3 separate regions of the Homo sapiens genome follow, and regions 1 and 2 are each linked to region 3. Evidence: chromatin contacts called from ENCODE Hi-C or POLR2A ChIA-PET data. All regions are on one chromosome and are shown on one strand. The core of a region is the stretch at or near the end of the contact, and the rest is flanking DNA. Distances in the headings are between cores, read along the strand shown. Region 1 overlaps FNIP1 (folliculin interacting protein 1). Region 2 overlaps RAPGEF6 (Rap guanine nucleotide exchange factor 6). Region 3 has its middle 8.3 kb from the start of ACSL6.

Evidence for each region. A loop is a pair of places that touch in the nucleus more often than their neighbours do. ChIA-PET counts read pairs that join two places held with the same protein, here RNA polymerase II (POLR2A). Pooled maps may share reads with other maps.
Region 1: a pooled map shows a loop between it and region 3 (4-fold over the local background). The contact joins two enhancer-like sites. A Hi-C loop is called at or near these places in 1 of 37 single-sample maps with no recorded cell type and 3 of 50 pooled maps. POLR2A ChIA-PET finds 5 or more read pairs at or near these places in 2 of 52 experiments (H1 and activated B cell).
Region 2: a loop to region 3 is called in a pooled map, with 4 times the contacts of the local background. The contact joins two enhancer-like sites. A Hi-C loop is called at or near these places in 8 of 50 pooled maps. POLR2A ChIA-PET finds 5 or more read pairs at or near these places in 2 of 52 experiments (CD8-positive, alpha-beta memory T cell and activated CD4-positive, alpha-beta T cell).

The regions. Positions count from the first base shown.
Region 1 is chr5:131,670,978-131,673,677 of GRCh38, forward strand. It overlaps FNIP1 (folliculin interacting protein 1), which reads right to left. Exons shown (of 18, transcript NM_133372.3): 14 at 528-1,947. Among named protein-coding and RNA genes, the nearest start is that of RAPGEF6, 37 kb to the left of the region's middle. Within about 2 kb of position 1,399, at least 11 of the 41 ENCODE cell types and tissues checked have a DNase peak (open chromatin) inside an H3K27ac peak, as active enhancers do.
Region 2 is chr5:131,535,290-131,538,293 of GRCh38, forward strand. All of the region lies in intron 6 of RAPGEF6 (Rap guanine nucleotide exchange factor 6), which reads right to left. Among named protein-coding and RNA genes, the nearest start is that of RAPGEF6, 98 kb to the right of the region's middle. RefSeq lists a silencer at 1,207-1,501 and an enhancer at 1,257-1,486. Within about 2 kb of position 1,287, at least 6 of the 41 ENCODE cell types and tissues checked have a DNase peak (open chromatin) inside an H3K27ac peak, as active enhancers do.
Region 3 is chr5:132,018,591-132,021,356 of GRCh38, forward strand. No RefSeq gene overlaps it. Among named protein-coding and RNA genes, the nearest start is that of ACSL6, 8.3 kb to the left of the region's middle. Within about 2 kb of position 1,446, at least 4 of the 41 ENCODE cell types and tissues checked have a DNase peak (open chromatin) inside an H3K27ac peak, as active enhancers do.

The sequences.
Region 1 (2,700 bases), core at 149-2,648, 350 kb before region 3:
TGTAGCACATTCTTAATACAATCAGATTATGAAAACAATCATCTAAAACAAAACAATTAAATGCCTCACAAGTCCAAAGCTAGGTATGTAATGTTTCTCAAGCATGAATATTCTCCTTGCATACTTGACCCAAAGTATACATTCTCTGTTTTCCTCTTAGTCTTGGCCAAATCTATTTCTAACAGCTATTCTAACATCTCAGGGATTAGTGCTCCCTAACTGCCAGGCTCAGCATATGTCCTTTGGGGGGCATAAGTCACTCCTAAATGGCTTGAAACCTTCTAAGCAGTAAGAAATCTTATACTTATCAACCAGATCCTTTAACTTTTATTTGAGGTCTTCATAAAACCTTTCCAGGGTGTTTCTGGAGCTTAGCCTTTACTCCTTCTTATGAGTTAAGAGAATATGAAAACAAGAGAGCTATCCAGAACAATGATCTCTTTTATACTAACCTTCAGAGAACAGCTAAAAAAGAGAATGGTACATATTTATATAGGGCCCATTATAGGTGAAAACTTCCTACTTACCCAGGAAAAGGTATCTCATCCTCTTCTGCCCAATCTTCTTGCTCTCCTCCATAATAACTGCTAACTTGTCTAGTCATATCATGACCTGTATCTTCACTTTCACTATCCCCAAGGGCACTGTCTGAACTTTCATTTCTTGGAATGTCCCATTCAGTTCCTACAGCAATTTTTTTATCTGAACTCTCTTTATCCCCATGGGGGACAAGAATGGAGAGTGTATCTCTTTGGTCCTGCTGAGGAAAGCAGGTTTTACATGAATCTTGGGGAACTGTTTCTATACATTTACAAAATTCATTGTTCTGCTTGTTATTTTTTGTACACAATATTTTTGAAAACTCTAACATACAGCAATGGTCTTTACTATCTGTACTTGTTTTAAATGGAACATCATCAATAGTCCTGGTTTCGATTGAATCATCATTAAAATATTCGTCGAATAAGCTCATGCTTTCTGGGTCTGAATGATTCCAACAGGGAAGTTCACAGGGCTCTTCAGAAACCATGTTCTGTGTATCAGACTCTCCAGATTGGTCCTTGGTTGTTTGTTTAGTTTCTTGATGCTGATCAATAGCCCCTCTTTCTTCCTTCAATGGTTTGGTGTGATGTCTGGTAATCTGATCCACCACTGCCTGACTTCGAAGCTCAGTATCTGAATCAGGTGACATAGAATCCCCAATCAGGAAAGTAACCTTTGTCTGGGCAGCCTCACAAGAAAATGAAGCAGGCACAATCTTATCTGGAGGTTTTTTTTCCACAACCATTCCTGTGGATCTCATTGCTTTGCCTGTGTGACTGTCTGAATCCAGCAACTTCTCACTCTGCCATGTTTCCTCTGTTGACTCTAAGCCTGACTCTGACAATGCACATTTGTCTACTGGAACAGATCCTGTGCAAACAACTGTCTCTAACTTGGCGTCAAAGCAAGTTCTTAATTTATCTCTGTACTGTTTAACATCAACAGCATTTTCTTCTTGGCAGTCAGAAGGAGAAATCATCTGGCACTCATCTGAAATTCCTAGCAGCTCCTTAGAGCTGTTTTGAATATCTTCTCTCTCTTGTTGTGAAATGTTCTCTACATTTTGCCCAAGGAGTGGATGACTGCAATATTTACAGTTACAATTGGGAGTTCTAATTTCTTCTGACTCTTTAAAGAGCAAACTGCTTTTGTTTCTATGCATTGTGACAAGGACATACTCTGATTCTTCTATTTCACCTTTCTCTAAAGTGGTAGTAATTACTGTGCCTGGCATAACGATGGCTTCATCTTCTCCATTTTCTAAAAGATGCGTTTCTTGAAGTTCAGAGCATCTTATAAAATAAGTAAGAAAATAAAGTAGCCTCTGGACCATGTCTTGTCGTTTGCCAACTACCACAGTCCTTGCTAACCGTACGGGAGAGCCAATAGCGCCATACAAGTCTCCTGTAATGGAAAAAATCAGTTATTGGACATGTCCTTTACTGACACAGCTAAGTAAGCTATTTTTAATGATCAGAAACCTACTTCTTTTACTGTATGAGTAATAGTTTAGGTTTTACTCGTTTTTTTGTTTTTTTTTTTTTTGAGACAGGGTCTCACACTGTAATCCTGGCTGGAGTGCAGTGGTACAATCATGGTTCACTGCAGCCTCAGCCTCCTAGGCTCAGGTGATCCTGCTACCTCAGCCTCCTGAGTAGCTGGGACTATAAGCGCGTGCCACCATGCCTGGCTAATTTTTTGTATTTTTTTTTTTTTGTAGAGACAGAGTTTTGCCATGTTTCCTAGGGTGGTCTTGAGCTCCTGGGCTCAAGCAATCCACTGGCCCTGGCCTCCCAAAGTGCTGGGATTACAGGCGTGAGCCACCATGCCTGGCCTCACTCTTAGTTCTTTAACAGATGAGTGACTATTCAAGGGAGGAAGATGAGATGAATAATCTTAACCAGAGAGAAAGGTGAATTTAAGGGTTTTCTGGTTTCCTCTTTAAACAAATGCTATGGTTCAGAAACCTCAAGCAAAGAGTCAGTTCTGAAACTCACATATCCCAAGAATATTCTCTAACCCAGGCTCCATGCAGAGCATTTTTACCTTGTTAGAGAAGTACTGCCTGAAGTACTATGTACACAAGGATTCTGTAGCTGTGTCCAATCAAGAAAAGACAAAGCACAATATCCACTGGCTTGCAAGGAGAGGAAAGGA
Region 2 (3,004 bases), core at 37-2,536, 480 kb before region 3:
CATTCTGAGGAAATAATGACTTCACCTTTTAACTACTGAATGAAGAAATAAACATCCTTTGAAGAGAATAGTAATTTATCAAATAACTAAAATAAATGACTAGGTGAATAACCTATTTTTCCCTTGCATCACTTTTAGAATTTTATCACGATCTCATCTCATTATCTTATCAATTCAAATGAATTAAGTGCAGCAAAGGAGAATGTCCTGATCTACCTATTGTCTAGGAATCACTACAGGACAGCCACTTATGAACACGTTTCCCCTGCATATGAAATGCCATGATGCTAACCCTTATTAATGAAATCTTTAGCTTTAGAAAGGTCTTTTGCACTACTATAAAATAGAGCAATGTATGTTGACTTTGCAAAGATTCAAATCATGACAAAATACTTTTATAAAAGTGTAAATGCCATGTAGTTATTAAAATTTATGTTAACTGTGTATATTATTTATAAACAAAAATACAAACTGAAATACTTAAAATCATATTGTTTAGAAAGCCAAAGATAAGGTTCTGATAGTTACTAAACTAACTGTAAACACATCTTTTATGTTAATATGTGACAACACTGAAAAGAAGGACAGAGAAAGGTTACCATAGATGAAGGTAAGCCATAAGAGGATAAACATTCTAGGCATTATGAAAAACAAACAAAACTAATGATAACAAAAACTGGATTTATACTAACCCAGGCATTTTATTTACTTATTATATTTTTAAATGGAATTTATTCCCAATCTGCAATGAAATATTATAATCATAATTTAGAGAAGTCAAACGCCAAAGAAGTTAAAGAACAAAAGAAAAATTCTGTAGTTTTACAAAATAAAGAGGATATTCATTTCTGTATTTTAGTTATATTTGGTTTTTGAAATATAAACTTAAATTGTACTGATTTACATAGTGAAAACACTTTAAGTCTTTTGGAAAATAAATGAATAAATGACTGAAATGATCATAGGTAACATACAAGCCCTTTCAAAGGATCATAACAATCTTTTCCACCCGTTTTCCCCCATGTTTAACATGAACATCTGAAATGCATCTTTGCAGTTATCAGACACAGTTAACTCTAATTACTGGTGCCCCTTAGGACTTCTGCTTTCAAACTGCATACCTATTCCTCAGCCTTCATGAAGGAGGGGAGGCAAGAGTACCAACGCTCTTTTATTCTCTTGTAAGAAACAGTGTGCTTCAGCATACTGTCATATATATCCACTAACTGATCACCCCCATTTTTGTTGAAAATCTGTCACAGCCACCAGCTGGACACACATGCACTATGAAATATGATCCACCCTTAGGGAGTAATAGAGGAAGAAAAACCAAGAAGGAGAGAGAAACCGTCATCATCAACCAAGGTGATGTAAGCTTCTATAATTAGAATCAGTGAAATTGAAAGAACAATAAAAGGCACCACTATGCTTCTGCTTTCCGTCTACACTGCGTATCAAGCATCTTCATACCTGCACAAAAGGATACATTTTGTATATAGTTACTCAAGTATATGCAAACCTAAAGTTTCAAACAGCGTATTAATTTTCTTCAAAAAGAGAGTAACATATATAAATGATAAAAAATGAACTCTCATTTAAAACTATCTGTGAATTCCTGGGTTCCTTTATATCCCTTGTTCATAAAGATGACCATTACGTCCCTTCTCTACTTTTAAATACTACATTTTCTAGCACTGTAAAAGCCACATACACAAGATAGCACACTTAATAAACACATACCAAATCAAACTAAAAGGTAATAACGTTAGGTCAGCATTAATTTGTTTGCTATGTCTGAGTAGTTGTTATTCCCCTTCCAACTGGAACACTGTCATAATCAGTCTTAGACCACTGGTATACATTAGTATCTGAGTTGCTTTAAACAATTATCAAAAGCTCCTTCTTTAGCAATTACTCCATAAAATATTTCAAGTATGATAAAAAGTCTTCCTAATTCTGGTTCCCTGGGCAAATCTGTCTGAATTAGTGTCACACCATTAAGGGAGGAAGAACTGCCCCAGACAACCAGAGGGGCATGCCCTGCTCTGGTCCTCTCAGTACTCAAGCATTTTATACATAGTGAATAATAAAGACAATTTTAAAATGCCTATTGAGAAGTTACCAATATTCATGTAGAAACTTAAAATAATTTTCATACCTTTAACCCAGTAATTTCTGTAACTCAATCCTAAGGAAATAATCAGTCATGTACAGATTTTTCCCTAAAAGTTGTTTGTAATAGGAGAAAAATTGGAAGCCACGTGAGAATACTTCGTTACACTCATACAGCATTATATTAATATTGAAAGTAATGTTTTGGAAAAAATTTAACTGCATGAGAAACACAAACACAAGGATACATAACTAAACATTCAGCATCATCTAAATTAATTAAAATATTTAAATTAATCAAAAGATATATACAGTCAGCCCTCTGTGTCCATGGGTTCTGTACCTGCAGATTGAAGAAACTGCAGACAGAAAATATTTTGGGAAAATCCCATTAAAAATAACAGTAGAGGCTGGGGGTGGTGGTGATTACATCTGTAATCCCAACAGTTTGGGAGGCCGAGGCAGGCTATTGCTGGAGCCCACGAGTTCAAGACCAACCTGAAAAACATGATGAAACTCCGTCTCTACAAAAAAAAACAAAGTTAGCTGGGTGTGGAGGCATGTGCCTATAATCCCAGCTACTCAGGAGGCTGAGGTGAGAGGATCCCTTGAGTTGGGAGGTCAAAGCTGCAATGAGCTGTGATCATTCCACTGCATTCTAGTCTAGTTGACAGCGAGACCGTCTCAAATAAAACCTAAAAAACCAAAAACAAAAAACCACTACAACAATAAAAAAAACTACAAATTTCAGTATAGCAACTATCTACACTGCATTTACACTGTATTAGGTATTATAAGTAATCTAGAAATGATTCAAAATACAGTCATGCATTGCTTAACAACTGGGGTACATTCTGAGGAATGTGTCATTAGGCAATTTCATCCTTGGGCA
Region 3 (2,766 bases), core at 196-2,695:
CCTCCCCAATGCACCATTCATTATTCCCTAGGGAGAATGTTTAAAATGTTGAAAACTTAAATAATTCCTGCACATAAATTATTTAAAACTATATAAAAACATTATTTGTCATCCAGTTCAATTTATGAGGTAAATATAGACACAATTCCAAGACTTGATGTGACATCAAATTTTTTGAACTAAAAATAGACCAATATTGAATAGAAATACACGCACCATAATCCTAAATGAAATTTTGACAGATGGATTAACTATATAAATAGAAATTCCATGAAAATAAAACAGCATCTCTCTCCAAGGTGCCAGGTTGATATGGAACAAGCAGCCAGGGGCAGAACCCACAGACTTGTTGAGCATCATCCAAGCGCAACTGCATGATGAACTCACATTCTACCCCTAGCCACGCTAAAATATAAGGATGCTAGGATTATCTCTGCAGCAGCTTCTTTAGAGAATGCCTGCTTTCACTATGCCCTTCATTCCATCCATAAATTTATGATAGCAGCTGCCTTGGTCACAGAAGTGTGACCCTGTTCACTGGTCACCTATGAAACATCCAGGTGACCAATAACTAATTGGTCCAATAACTAGCTGGACCCATCAGAGTTCTTCCCTGGGAACTCTGAATTGGGACTTTAGTCCTTTTCTGCAGAGAGTATTTATCTGCAGAAAACATGACAAGTGAAGCAAATATGCCCAGAGAAGCAGAGATGAAAAACAGAGGAATGCATTGCTAGATTCTCTATAGGGCAGATGACAGGTGGGGAAATCAGTGCAAAAAATCAGACTAGAAGAGGGCTCAAAACCAACTATGCTGCATCTCAAAGCCCAGGTAGAGGTTTTCAGCCAGTCCTGAATGGAGTCTGACCTTTCAGTGGCCCTCATTTCCCACTGTGCCTGCAACTCTGATTCTAGTCAGCCCTGGAAGCCCAGCTGCACTCCTGCATTTGGAACATGTGAGATACTTCTGGTGACAGACTAATCAATCTCAATTCCCTTTTAGCTGGCTTGAGTAGGTTACAGTGCTTGTGGTCACTTGCACTGACTAACACCTCATTTTACAGATGAGGAAACTGAGGCTTAGAGAGCTGACATAGCTTGCCCAAGGTCTCACAGCTGGCCTGAGATTTGAACCCAAAGCCATCCAAATTCCAAGCCTGTGTTCTTTCCATTATACCTATTAATAGGAAAACTGGCAAAGATCATACAAAGAGGAATTCACAACAATTCAACATCTTTTCTCAATAAAATCTATTAAAATTAGAAATAGAGAATTTCTTATGTGGAAAAGGAAACGCAAGAATTAATTTCTTGGGAAGAGGCAAACTGAATTCAGGAGGCACTCTGTTTCATAGTAGGAAAACATTGCAAGTGTAACCCCAGAAACCTTAGTAACTGGAGCCTTTGCTCTCATCACTGAAGCTACTACAGCCTTGCTGTGGTTGTGTAGGGGCAAACCCCAGAGGGAAAGAAACAGAAGATCTCCTGCTTTTGTAGAAATACCAGAGCCAACCATGAGCTCTCAGTGATGACACAACAGCAGGGAATCCACCCAAAATACCAGCACATCCTACACTCCAACCTCTCTCAAAATAATTTCCAAAAAGAAAAGGTGAAATCTGTACAATGAAAACTCCCAAACAAGGAAAACGTAATGGCATGTAAGACACTTAGGACAGACACACTGAGCCAAGTGTGCAATGAAGAAAGGACAGTTTCACAAAGTGAATTCCCCGAAACTGTGAGGTGAGGAGTAAGGGAGGTGACTTGGCCACAAACACCTGTGAAAAGTCAGATCGAAACCCACAGGGCCACCCTTTCCTGACACTACGTCACCTCCTACACTCAGCATGCACATGGTATCTCGCTCAGCCTTCTGGCAATCCAGAGACACTCAATAAAGGCATTCACTAAAATTTTGTGCTGTAGAATTTCAGAATGAAAGAGAAGTCCTTGAGCAGGTGTAAACACCAGTAGGGCCTGTTCTGGTGGAGAGTCAGAAAATAATTCACCCTGGGGCAGTACTTTTTGTGCCAGAGTCAGCATGTGCATTTTGTGCCCTTGGTTTCCTCAGCAGGGCAGGGGCAGACAGTGGCTCTTGAAGGAAGAGGAGCATTGGCAGACAGGTCCGTACTCACCCTGCACCTCCCTCCAGGCACCTCTGTTCCTGCCAGCCCCCTTCTATGCAGATTCAGCCCCTCTTCCTCCATGGGCCATTCTTCTATTCCCATCACCATGCTCCTCAAGGGTGGGTCCTCCCTGCCCAAGCATAAAGTCCAGGTCCTCCAGCCAGCCCAAGCATCCAAGGCCTGGTCCTGCTGAACCTCCTGCCATATTAACCACTACTCCCTCCATGTGCTTTCTGCTTCCCCTAACTGATTTGCTCCTACCAGGGGACCTATTTCCACAGTTCCCTGGCTGGGTATCCCTCCTGACTCAACCTGGACAAGTCTATGCCTCCATACAAGACTCCTCTTTCCAAGATAAGCATCAATGAGCTCACTGGGGGAAGATCGCACTCCTCTGAGGACAGCAGCCCACACTGCTTTGTACTTCCGCTTTGGATTACTCAAATTTAGCTCTGCGTCTATATGTGGATGGAAGAGAGAACGAGAAAAGACCTAAAGTGAGTGCCTGGAGGGCAGAAACTTCAACGGAAGCAATTAAAAAGCTTTGTACATAAGAGGAGTATTTATGAGGTGGTTGAATATTTATTGCATATGAAAAGAAACAGAAAAATAACAGGAAAAATGTTTCATTCAAAAA